Regions from separate parts of the Homo sapiens genome. Here all the other regions are linked to region 2. Evidence: chromatin contacts called from ENCODE Hi-C or POLR2A ChIA-PET data. All regions are on one chromosome and are shown on one strand. Each heading gives the region's core, a stretch centred on a gene start or an enhancer-like site at or near the end of the contact. The rest is flanking DNA. Distances are from core to core; before and after follow the strand shown.

Evidence for each region. Hi-C counts contacts between places; a loop is a spot of excess contacts on that map. ChIA-PET counts read pairs that join two places held with the same protein, here RNA polymerase II (POLR2A). Pooled maps may share reads with other maps.
Region 1: a loop to region 2 is called in a pooled map, with 31 times the contacts of the local background. The contact joins two enhancer-like sites. A Hi-C loop is called at or near these places in 3 of 37 single-sample maps with no recorded cell type and 4 of 50 pooled maps.
Region 3: a pooled map shows a loop between it and region 2 (16-fold over the local background). The contact joins two enhancer-like sites. A Hi-C loop is called at or near these places in 6 of 37 single-sample maps with no recorded cell type and 4 of 50 pooled maps. POLR2A ChIA-PET finds 5 or more read pairs at or near these places in 2 of 52 experiments (GM12878 and common myeloid progenitor, CD34-positive).
Region 4: a pooled map shows a loop between it and region 2 (15-fold over the local background). The contact joins two enhancer-like sites. A Hi-C loop is called at or near these places in 10 of 37 single-sample maps with no recorded cell type and 7 of 50 pooled maps.

The regions. Positions count from the first base shown.
Region 1 is chr7:98,313,060-98,316,031 of GRCh38, forward strand. BAIAP2L1 (BAR/IMD domain containing adaptor protein 2 like 1) reads right to left here. Exons shown (of 14, transcript NM_018842.5): 7 at 2,401-2,553. It also overlaps a transcript of BRI3 not described here. Among named protein-coding and RNA genes, the nearest start is that of BRI3, 33 kb to the left of the region's middle. Within about 2 kb of position 1,557, at least 2 of the 41 ENCODE cell types and tissues checked have a DNase peak (open chromatin) inside an H3K27ac peak, as active enhancers do.
Region 2 is chr7:98,640,912-98,643,942 of GRCh38, forward strand. No RefSeq gene overlaps it. Among named protein-coding and RNA genes, the nearest start is that of NPTX2, 25 kb to the left of the region's middle. RefSeq lists an enhancer at 2,398-2,457. Within about 2 kb of position 1,305, at least 2 of the 41 ENCODE cell types and tissues checked have a DNase peak (open chromatin) inside an H3K27ac peak, as active enhancers do.
Region 3 is chr7:98,130,542-98,133,528 of GRCh38, forward strand. The region is part of intron 1 of LMTK2 (lemur tyrosine kinase 2); the gene reads left to right. Among named protein-coding and RNA genes, the nearest start is that of LMTK2, 25 kb to the left of the region's middle. RefSeq lists enhancers at 1,850-2,350, 2,910-2,959. Within about 2 kb of position 1,535, at least 18 of the 41 ENCODE cell types and tissues checked have a DNase peak (open chromatin) inside an H3K27ac peak, as active enhancers do.
Region 4 is chr7:98,201,783-98,204,568 of GRCh38, forward strand. It overlaps LMTK2 (lemur tyrosine kinase 2), which reads left to right. Exons shown (of 14, transcript NM_014916.4): 12 at 1,792-1,924; 13 at 2,162-2,404. Among named protein-coding and RNA genes, the nearest start is that of BHLHA15, 8.3 kb to the right of the region's middle. RefSeq lists an enhancer at 1,811-1,990. Within about 2 kb of position 1,474, at least 4 of the 41 ENCODE cell types and tissues checked have a DNase peak (open chromatin) inside an H3K27ac peak, as active enhancers do.

The DNA.
Region 1 (2,972 bases), core at 307-2,806, 330 kb before region 2:
GGGGGGCTGATGTCAGTCCTGGGGAAGGGCAAAGACCCCCTCACACCACCCCTGTCCCCAAATGCCACCCCACCCCCAACTGTCACCCCACCCCCAACTGTCACCCTGACACTCTGCAGCACCGTGGACCAGCTGCTTGGGCCTGCTTCATCCCAACTCCACAGAAAGGACTGAGGCGCTTTAGCTGAATTAAGGGAAGCCACAAAACCAGTTTTCAGATACTCGAAGAAACTTCCAGCATAGAAACGAGCAGATTTGGTCTGCGTCACTCTAGAAAGCATTACTGGGACCGATGGTTAAGTCTAAGAAAGACTCTGCTGATAACTGGAGCTCCCTGAAAAGGTGCTAGGCTGCCTCATGACACGGTGGGGATATCACGCAGGAAGAGAACCTCAAGGTCACCTCTGTCCTCTCCAGCCTGCGACCCTGGTGCCACAGGATGCCCTCACTCTGGGAAGAGAAGATTCTAAAGTGAACTCTACATTCCCGAAACTAGTACAGACATGCTGTTGACAAAAGTGATCACCTAATACAGCAACTATTTCCTTTGCTGTAACCATTTTCTTCTGCTTTTTTGAGAGAGGATTTTGGCTCTGTCACCCAGGCTGGAGTGCACTGGCACAATCACAGCTCACTGCAACCTCGAACTCCTGGGCTCAAACAATCCTTCCACCTCAGCCTCCTGAGTAGCTGGGGCCACAGATGCACATCACCACAACTGGCTAATTAAAACTTTTTTTTTTTTTTTTTGGTAGAGATAGGGTCTCGCTATGCTGCCCAGGCTGGTCTGGAACTCCTGGGCTCAAGTGATCCTCCTGCCTTGGGCTCCCAAAGGGCTGGGATTATAGGCATGAGCCACTGTGCCTGGCCTGCTGTACTAATTTTAAATCTTATTTAGGGAGCTGAATACTCCTTTTTCTTCCTTTTTTTTTTTTTTTTTTTTTGAGACAGAGTCTTGCTCTGTTGCCCAGGCTGAAGTGCAGTGGTGTGATCTGGGCTCACTGCAACCTCAGCCTCCTGGGTTCAAACAATTCTCCTGCCTCAGCCTCCTGAGTAGCTGGGATTACAGGTGCTCACCACATGTGATTAATTTTTGTATTTTTAGTAGAGACAGGGTTTCACCATGTTGGCCAGGCTGGTCTCAAACTCCTGACCTCAAGTGATTCACCCACTTTGGTCTCCCAAAGTGCTGGGATTACAGGCGTGAGCCACCATGCGCAGTCCTGAATATTCCTTAAAGTTGTAAAAAGTTTATAGAAAATACAACATTTGCATACATACAAGGCCAAAGTATTTTTCCTTTAAAACAAAGACAAAGCTGACTTATATTCAAGCTCTTGCAAAGCTTCTCCTATATTGGAACACTCTCTAACTTTACTATGAACAACAATGAATTTCTGACCTCAACCAGTGCTAGTTTTGGATGTTTACAAAGGCCCAACAGAGTTCATAATTTAAAACAAAGGAAAGGAAATGTGACATGTGTTGCATCATGATTCCTGGGGGTTCGAACCTCACAGCTGTGTGTGTTGGAAGGAGGGTGATGAGGTCATTCAGTTGAATAAACCAGGAACCAATACCACCAAGAGGAATGAACGCATCACTGAGCCCAGCTGTCCTGATGCGCGTGAATGGGGGCCCGTGGGCTGGGGCAGAGCTGCCCGTGACCCCCGGACACGGACCCATGAAGGGAGCATCTCAAATCGCCCAGGTGGGGTAGACCTGGGCCCGCTGGGACTCACCAGCAGCCATGGTGAAGACACTGATGCTGAGGACACATCAGAAAGGGCCTGGGGAAAGCTGACTCGCAGGTGAGAAGAGCAAACATGTGCTATTTTTCAATGATGAAGCATTATTTTATGAAGGACTTTAAATATGGATGTATTATTAATTTATTAAACATTATACATGGACGTTTGACCATTTCAGCTGTATTTCTATAAGTTTATATGTTCAAGTTGGCCAAACACAGTTTCTCTGGAATCTTTTCATTGGCAAAATGGCCCACTGCTTTATATTGGGCATGTGTGGAAGGTGAGTGGCGTGCATGTGTGTATATCTCTGTACGTATGGACTGATTGAGACAGGGTCCCGCTCTGTTGCTCAGGTTGGAGTGCAGTGGCACAATCATGGCTCACTGCAGCCTCAACTTCCCAGGCTGAAGGGATCCTCCCACCTCAGCCTCCTGAGTAGCTGGGACTACAGGCACATGCTACCATGCCTGGCTAGTTTTTTTTTTATTATTTTTTATAGAGACAGAGTTTTGCCATGTTGCCCAGGCCCACCTCAGCCTCCCAAAGTGCTGGGATTACAGGCGTGGGCCACGGCCCAGCCTTCTGGGGCATTTAAATATGAAATAAAGTTATTAATACGCTCAAGGCAATTTGCCACCACACCCACCTGTAAGTGATAATAATGTATGTGGTTTGCAAAGCCACAGTGCTTATCAACCAGAAAGCAGAAGCGCCTCTTCTCTTCAAGCAGAGCCTCTTTGCAACCATCTGCAATGAATTTCTGGATTTCACTCTGACGAGAAGTAACGGTCTCCACATACTAAAAAAAAAAAAATAATAATAATAATAATTATATAAGCATGACATGAGCATCAGATAGCGTGCAGCCTGACGTTTATCTTCTGCCATCTTTACACCTGCTTTATTTGAATAATAGAGTAAATACATGAGAGGAAAGAATGCTGTAACCTGACCTAAGTAGATACCATCGTTCTCCTTGAGGTCCCTGACTCGTGTGCAGAGAGAAGTTGCCCAAGGGCTTGACATTCCCACGGGGCAATTTGCACAAATATTACTTTGTACTTCAGAGATATGATCGTGTCCTACTGGAAAGCACCACGGGCTTTGGAACCAGAAAGTTCCAGGTTCAAACCCAGTTCCAAATGCCAACAATAGGTGATATGCTTTGGCTGTGTCCCCACCCAAATCTCATCTTGAATTGTAGCTCCCGTAATTCCT
Region 2 (3,031 bases), core at 55-2,554:
CAAGTGGATCACCTGAGGCCAGGAGTTCAAGACCAGCCTGGCCAGCATGGTGAAACCCCATCTCTATTAAAAATACAAAAATTAGTCAGGCTTGGTGGTGCACACCTGTAATCCCAGCTACTCAGGAGGCGGAGGCAGGAGGATCACTGGAACCCAGGAGGTGAAGGTTGCAGTGAGTCAAGATTGCACCACTGCACTCCAGCCTTGGTGACAGAGTGAGACTCCCTCTTAAAAAAAAATTATTTATTTTTATTTTTTATAGAGACAGTGTCTCACTTTGCTGCCCAGGCTTGCTTCAAACTCCTAGCCTCAAGCGATCCTCCGGCCTCAGCCTCCCAGTGCGCTGAGATTACAGCTGTGAGCCACTGTGCCTGGCCTGGAATTCACTTTAGCCACACACCTCTGAAAACACAGGCCAGTTTGCTATTCCCCTTTCGCAGATGAGGAAACTGAGGCTCTGGTAAAAGAAAGGACTTGTCTAAGTTCACATGAATAATTAGGTCAAGGGAGGCCCACCTGAGGTCTGGTCCTGGACATGATGTCCTGGGGACATATTTTATGCAGAGACCTGGGGGAAACAGTGCTTAAGACGGGGCATGGGACCTCCCAACACCCCCACAGACAAACTCTCCACCCAGGCACAGGATAGTAGAAAAGTTGTTACTGGAGGCATCTGAGTGCCCCCTGGGAACCTAGGGATAGCCCCCCAGCCATCTGCAGGTGCCCAGGGGTGAGCCATGCTCCTGCTTCCCTCGCTGTCTCCCTCCCTCCCTGCTCTTTCTCTTTCAGCAAATATTTGTTGTTGCTGTTGTGAGCCGCTGCCATGGTTACAGGCATCCCCAGAGCTGAGGGTCCAAGTTGGACTTGAAACCTCTTTAAAAGTCAAGACCACAGGAAACAGCTGCTTCTTAAAACCCCGGTCCTGCAGGTGACCACATCTCATCACCCCAGGCTGTAGGCTCTGTGCCAGCTGAGGGTTTGGGGAAGTGGAAGGGGAATCTTCAGGTTTTCACCAGGCCCAGCAGCCCTGGAGTTGGGGGACAGCCTGAGACCACAAAGACCAGCCTTGGGCAGACACCTCAGCATTCCTCCCTGCCCTGAAGAGGTGCCACTCCTGCACAGCAGGGCACCAGCCTCCAATAAACCCAGGTGACTGAATTCCCGCAGGGCGCCCCTCCTCACCAGCTGTGCGACCCTGAGTGAGTCGTGGTGGTCTGACGTGTTTGCTCATCTGTGAAATCAGGGCGATGAACCCTTGTGGGCTTATTTTGAGGAGTTAAGCCTTCCAAGCTTAGGTCACGCTTGCTGAGTAGGGCGGTATGGTTGCCGACGGATGGAAAGCCCAGAGGTCTGATGTGGCACCAGCTCCAACAGATGCAAACCCTCAAGTTTGCATTTCTCTGCACAACTTCCTCTTTGGGTGATTGTGAGCTGCTGTTTTCTGCTTGGACCAGGGAGAACAATAGTCTTACACAGCAGAGACTTCTCCTGAGGACTGAAGGAGCTGACTGTATTAGCTATTGGTTGCTACGTAACGAATGACTCCAAAACTTACCAGCTGAAGACAACAAATGTTTAATATCTCACTGTTTCTGTGGGTCAGGAGTCCAGGAGTGGCCTTGCTGGGTAGTTCTGGCTCAGGGGTCTTTCATAAAGTCACAATCAAAATGTTGGCCAGGACCAGGAGCATTGGCTCATGCCTGTAATCCCAGCACTTTGGGAGACCGAGGCAGGTGGATCATTTGAGGTCAGGAGTTTGAGACCAGCCTGGCCAACATGGTGAAAACCCATCTCTAAAAAAAAAAAAAAAAATACAAAAATAAACTAGGCATGGTGGGGCATGCCTGTAGTCCCAGATACCCGGGAGGCTGAGGCATGAGAATTGCTTGAACCTGGGAGGCAGAGGATGCGGTGAGCCAAGATTGTGCCACTGCACTCCAGGCTGAGTGACAGAGTGAGACTCCACTTCAAAAAAAAAAAAAAAAAAAATAGTTGGCCAGGGCTGCAGTCCTGAAGACTGGACTGGGTGGGAGGAGCCCTTTCCATGATGGCTTCTGCGCATGGCTGTTGGCAGGAGGCCTCAGTTCCTCACAACGTGGGCCTCTCCAAAGGGTTGCTCACGGCAGTGCGTGGTAGCTCACGCCTGTAATCCCAACACTTTAGGAGGCTGAGGTGAGAGGATCGCTTGAGCTTAGGAGGTCCAGACCAGCCTGGGCAACACAGGGAGACCCCATCTCTACAAAAAGTAAAAAATTATCTAGGCATGGTGGAGCACCTATGGTCCCAGCTATTCAGGAGGCTGAAGTAGGAGGATCGCTTGAGCCCAGAGGTTGAGGCTGCAGTGAGCCATGATTGCACCACTGCACTCCAGCCTGGGCTGCAGAGAAAGACCCTGTCTCTAAAAAAAAAAAAAAAAAAAAAAAAACACAAAGGGCTGCTCATGACAGGGCAGCTGGCTTCCCAGGGTGAGCAATCTGAGAAAGCGTAATGTGGTTTATGACCTAGCCTTTGAAGACATGCCCTCACTTCTACTGTCTTGTACTGGTCACACAGACTAACCTTATTACAATATATGAGAGGCTGTGAATACCAGGTGGCAGAGATGGCTGGGGCCATCTCTGGCCCCCAGTTCCTGCTGTGAGTTTGGCTATCATGGCAAGGAAGGGACTCCCCCAGGGCCCAGCATGCAGCATATACTCAGCGTATGGGAGATGACACAGTTATTCTACAGTACACAACCCCAGAACCTAGAATGCCTCAGGGTTGGAGAAGGAAATGCAGGAAAGAGACCAGACCCAGAAGTGGGACCGCAGGCCCCAATGGAGGCACATTTCCTGGACCAGGCAAAGAGACCTGGTGCCCAGCCCTGCTGTGCCAGGTGGAGAAGGGGCAGGAGGAGGACCCCAGTGAGGATACAAGCTTGCAGGAGCCAGGTCACCAGCTCAGAGCCAGGGCAGCCCAGGTCAGTCAATGGCCAGGAATCCAGCTGAACCCTGCACCCTGCCTGTCCCTGCCCCACAGATCAGGGAGG
Region 3 (2,987 bases), core at 285-2,784, 510 kb before region 2:
CAGAATGGGACCTTATTTGGAGAGAGGGTCTTTACGGGGATGATCAAGTGAAAATGCGGTCATGAGGGTGGGCCTAATCCAGTGTGACTGCTGTCCTTATATATAGGAAGAGGAAATTTGGACACAGACACACGTAGAGGGGAGATGATGGGAAGAGACTTAGGGAAAAGGCAGCCAGCTGCCAGAAGCAAGGAGAGGCCTAGAACAAACCCTGCCACCACAGCCCTCAGAAGGAGCCCATCCTGCTGCCACCTTGATCTTGGACTTGGAGCTTCCAAAACTAGAGAATAAATTTTGGTTATTTGAGTCACCCAGTTTGTGATACTTGATTATGACAGCCCTAGCACGTTAATGGCCATATCAAGAGTAGGCAAGAATATGGATTATAAATTATGATATCTGCTTTCTTCCATTTAAACTTTTAAATTCATTTAATAAATGAAAGCTTCAAGCATGCAAGACATAGATACTGTAATGAATTCCCACACAGCTTCCACCCAGCCTGAATTAGCTGCAGCCCATCTTTCTTCATGCTGCCCCCGTCCACTTTCTCCACGCCCTCGTGCTGTTTGGAAGCAAATTCCAGACATCATTAAGTAGGTCACTATCTCCAAAAGATAAGGACTACATTTAAAAACAAGCACATGACCATTATCACTCCAAGGAGAAATGAATTACATTTTCTTAATATGGTCAGTTAGTGTTCAGATTTCCAATAGCCTGAAATGTCATAGTTTTTAAAATAGGTTGAATCATGATTCAAATAACATCCATATGTTGGAATTGGTGGGTAGGTCGTTTAAGTCTTTTAATGTTTGCCACTCTCCCTCTCTTCATCTCTTTCTTTTTTACATTTTCCTAGGCTTTTCTCCCCAAGTGTTTTTCACAGCCTGTGTTTTGCTGATTACATTCTTGTGGTGGTATTTCACATGTCTCGCTATTCATAATGTTTCCTATACATTGACATTTGGATCTAGGTGGTTGATTAGATTCAGGTTTGATATTGTTTTTGTTTGCTTGTTTTGGGCAGTACTGTTGCATAGGTGGTGATGTGTTTTTCTGTCAGGAGATAATGTCTGTCTTTCTGTGTTATCAGCTATTGATATAAATTTCATGTGTCATAAAATGTTATTTTGGATTAAAAATACGATTTAAAAACGTGAATTCTTAATTATTCTTAGCTTTCAGGCCATACCAAAACAAAAACTGTGGGCAGGATTTCACCCAGTGGCCACAGTTTCCTGATCCCTATTACCCGAAGAGAGCAGCTGCTTAGACCACAGGGGTACCAAAGTTCAATGTTACAAAACTGTGATACATTGTTTTCTAAGGTAGTTGTGACACCAGCAGTGAATAAGCAGCTCTACTTCCTGAACCGAGGTCTTTACATTAGCAGTTCACTTTAAAAGAAACCAGGGCTCTTTGGGGAAATGATTGATAGGAGGTTTGAAACAGAAACTATAAAAGATGAGCCTGGAACAACCCAGGGAACAAGAACTCCACCCAGGCCTGCCGGGACCCTGTGGGAGGGCTTGGGAGCAAACCGCTTTAGAGGCCCTGCTTGCCAAAGACAGGACAATGGGAGTGTCAATCAGAACAACCACAACGGATGGAAGCCTGTGGGTGCTTTAAATCCATTAGCTCATGATGATACCACAAAACAGTGACAGCAGCTCTCTGAACTGGTCACTGCCAGAGGATGCTAGTGAACCAACTTTTTTTTTTTTGAGACGGAGTCTCACTCTGTCGCCCAGGCTGGAGTGCAGTGGCGCAATTTTGGCTCACTGCAACCTCTGCCTCCTGGGTTCAAGCAATTCCCCTGCCTCAGCCTCCCGAGTAGCTGGGACCACAGGCGCGCGGCACCACGCCTGGCTAATTTTTTGTATTTTAGTAGAGACGGGATTTCACCATGTTGGTCAGGATGGTCTCAATCTCCTGACCTTGCGGTCCCCCGACCTTGGCCTCCCAAAGTGCTGAGATTACAGGCGTGAGCCACCGCACCCAACCACCAACTCATTTTTTAAAAACTGGCAAAGAGAAAGATTGAAGTATCTAGTCTGCCTTTTCCTTATGACTTGAACCACTGGGTAACCAAATAGTAAATGTGAGGAAATTTCTCTTTATAAAAGCATATCCACTAGTGACTGAACAAGGAATGACAACATTAGGATATCCAGCATTTTGTAATCCCTAATGGATCTAAATATTGATCATCATTTCTTTTTATCTGTGGCCTTTAATTTTTTTTTTAATTGAATCCCAAAATGGCTTCACAGACAACTCTTTAGTTAATTACATATGGGTCCAGTTTCATCTGAGGTTCTAGAGATCGTGAATCAGATAATTGGGCTGGAGTTATAATGGTTGAATTAATAGGTGGTATTCCTGGCTTACCTTGAGTCATTACTGAGAAATTGCATTCTCCAAATTACCTGTCTCTAAAACAGATAATATGTACCTACCTCTTAGAGTTTCTCAAGTTTTCTGCTTATTGAATCAAGTTCTAGGTAGCTATTAAAATGCTTTGAAAACTATTAAATGAAAACTCACAGAATGTGCTGTAGACATGCCGGGTGTTTTTTAATCAGTGTCTTGGGGAAAGCATACGTATTCCGCCAGACCTCATGTGGTGCTTGCTCTCAATTTGTGATGGGAAAAGCTGCCTAAATGTATGGTGATGCCTGTTCTTGATGTTGTTTGGTAGATGACTGGCTCGACGTATGCCCTTCTCAGTGCTGTAGGCTGCATGTTAAAGCTGCCTTTCTTTATCAGGTTCTAACAGCTGCAGTCAGGAACTGTGTCAGGGACTGGTTTCTAGTTTGACCACGGCGGTATAGGGATTTTATTTGTGGTTCCTCAAGTCTAGAATTTACTTCCTCTCTGTGGTTTCTGCAAACCCATCTCACCTTCCAGCCTATGTTTGATTTCCTCATTTTATGGAAGTTTTTTTTTTTCATTGCTAAATAGAGTTTTTTTTTATAGCACAG
Region 4 (2,786 bases), core at 224-2,723, 440 kb before region 2:
AATTGTTTGTAGAGACAGCATCTCACTGTGTTGCCCAGGCTGGTTTTGAACTCCTGGCCTCAAGGGATCCTCCTGCTTCAGCCACCCAAAGTGCTGGGATCACAGTTGTGAGCCACCCCACCTGGCCCAATTTCTTTGTATTTATCCCGTTTTTGTTTTGCTAAACTTAAATCTGTAGTTTTGTATCTTTCACCAAATTTAAGAAGTTTTCAGGCATTCTTTTCTTCTAGTACTTTTTCTGCCCCACGCCCTGTCTCCTCTCTTCCTGGGACTCCAGGGTTAGACCCTGTGTATTCTCTCATAGGTTCTGAGGCTCTGGTCCTTTCTTCCTCCAGGTTTTTTTTTTCTTGCTCTTGTTTGGATTGGGTGATTTCTGTTGCTCTGTCTTCAAGGTCCCTGATGATTTCCTTCGTCATCTCCATTATGCTGTTGAGCCCATCCATTGAATTGCTAGATTTTGGTTATTATACTTTTCTTTTCTGAGTTTTGCTTTTTGTCATTCTTCTTATCATCTGTTCCTTTGCTAAGATTTTCCCTATTTCTGTTCATGGTAAGAGTGTTTCCCCTTAGTTGTAGGAGCATTTTTATAATAGTCCTTTTTCAGATAATTCCAACATCTGTGGTACGGTGACACTGGCACCTGTTGATTGTCTTTTCCCAGGTAAATTGAGGTGTTCCTGGTTTTTGTATGTGAAGTAATTTTAGCTTTTGGATCCTCCTATCATGTTAGGCAGTCTGTGCCATGTGTAAATGCTGTGAATCATGTTGATACTTTTACCTTAGCAGGCCTTGACCCGGTGGGTGCAGGCCACAAGCTCCAAGCAGCCTTCTGTGGGTTGTGGTTTCAGTGTCAGCTCCCAGTTCCCCTTTCAAAGCCTTCGCTGTGCTGTTTGAACCTGCCCCACGTGTGTGCCCCGCACCCCACCCCGGTCTCCCCTGAGGTTCATTTTCAAAGCTTGGGTGTGTTCAGAGTCAGATCTACCACACACAGCCCAGGAGCCCCCCAGCAACTTCATCGGGTCACCTTTTTGAGCTCCTCCCTCTTCTGTGATGTCCCTGATACTTGCAGTTCTTTGGGCCTCTGCTTTCTGGTCCCCTAGCTAGAAAGTTGAGGCTTTAGTTACACGATGTGCCATACTTCCTGCAATCGCACGCGCATCTGGAGCCAAGCAGTGGGAGGACAGAAGGGAAAAAAACTCAGCGAGGGTCCCCTCCCGCTCGTGATCACAGTCCTCCAGTGGAGAGGAGGCTTCATGGCCCTCAGGATTATAGGCAGCTGTTGCCCCAGGATTGCTTGAGACTGGAGAGCAAGAGAACAGAGAAAAGAAGAAAGCTGGAATTCCCCCTTCTCTTTCTGAGCATCAGAAGACCCCCTTCCTGCTCCGAAGCCAGAACCAAGGGCTTCTCCTGGAGCACTGTGTCCAGGGCAGTGCCCACTTTGGATTCCGGGCTGACCTGAGTCCAGGCGGGGGATTGTGGAGGAGAAGCCGACACACTTGTTGCTGGTGGGTGGCACCTTGAGCACTGCCGCTCGTGCCCGCCTGCCTGCTGCTCTGCGCTTCTCTGCAGCCTCAGAGGGCTGCTTCATGCCTCTGCCGAGGTCAGAGCTGCAGGCAGAGGGAGAGACAGGGCCTAGTGTCTGTCCGTCCTCCCAGGCCTGGAGCCGCCCTTGTCTTGAGACGCTTACTTCTCAGTCGATGAGTCTGATGCGCCTGCCAGTGGGGAAGCGGTCACACGGGGGGTTCCCGTGAGCAGGCCTTTGCTGACAGGAGTTTCTGTTTGACTTTTCAGGAGACCCCAACCAAAGAGCTGGGGCCCTGTGGAGGAGAGGCGTGCGGCCCGGACCTGAGCGGCCCAGCCCCAGCCTCAGGCTCTCCCTACCTGAGCAGGTGCATCAACTCCGAAAGCTCCACCGACGAAGAAGGTATTTCACGTCATTGTCTAGTTTTAAAGGAAACTGAAAAATTGAGTAATGTAAAGGTTTTTTGAGGGTAACTTCCCATGTTGCTTTAATGACGCCCCCTGACATGGGCACAGAACTGCCATCTGCCAGCCGGGCCGGGCTGTGTCTTCCGACCTGCAGGGCGCACCTGCCCAGAGGCTCCCCCTCTCCCTCATCACGCAGTGATAAAAAGGGTGGGGTTTTATTTTTTATTTCTAGGTGGTGGCTTTGAGTGGGATGATGACTTCTCCCCAGATCCTTTTATGTCAAAGACAACAAGTAACCTGCTCAGCTCCAAGCCTTCTCTCCAAACATCCAAGTACTTTTCTCCGCCGCCACCGGCCCGGAGCACGGAGCAGAGCTGGCCGCACTCGGCGCCTTACTCCCGGTTCTCCATCTCTCCCGCCAACATTGCCAGCTTTTCCCTCACACACCTGACCGACTCGGACATCGAGCAGGGCGGTGAGAGGCGCTGCGTGCTGGGGATTGGGAGTGCAGGGTCGGGGGTGGGGCGCTGCAGCTGGGAGATGGTGGTTTTGCAGGCCTGATAATCTCATGTCTTCTTCACATTTGCTGAGTAGATTACAAACTTGTTTTTATAAAACTCCCATCATCAGCTGGGTGCAGTGACTCCTGCCTGTAATCCCAGCTACTCAGGAGGCTGAGGTGGGAGGATCAGTTGAGCCTGGGAGTGTGAGACCAGCCTGGGCAACATAGTGAGACCCCATCTCTAAAAAAAATAAAAACTAAAAAATTAGCTGGATGTGGTGGTGTGCACCTGCACTTCAGCTACTCAGGAGGCTGAGGTGGGAGGAATGCTTGAGCCCAGGAGTTCAAGGCTACA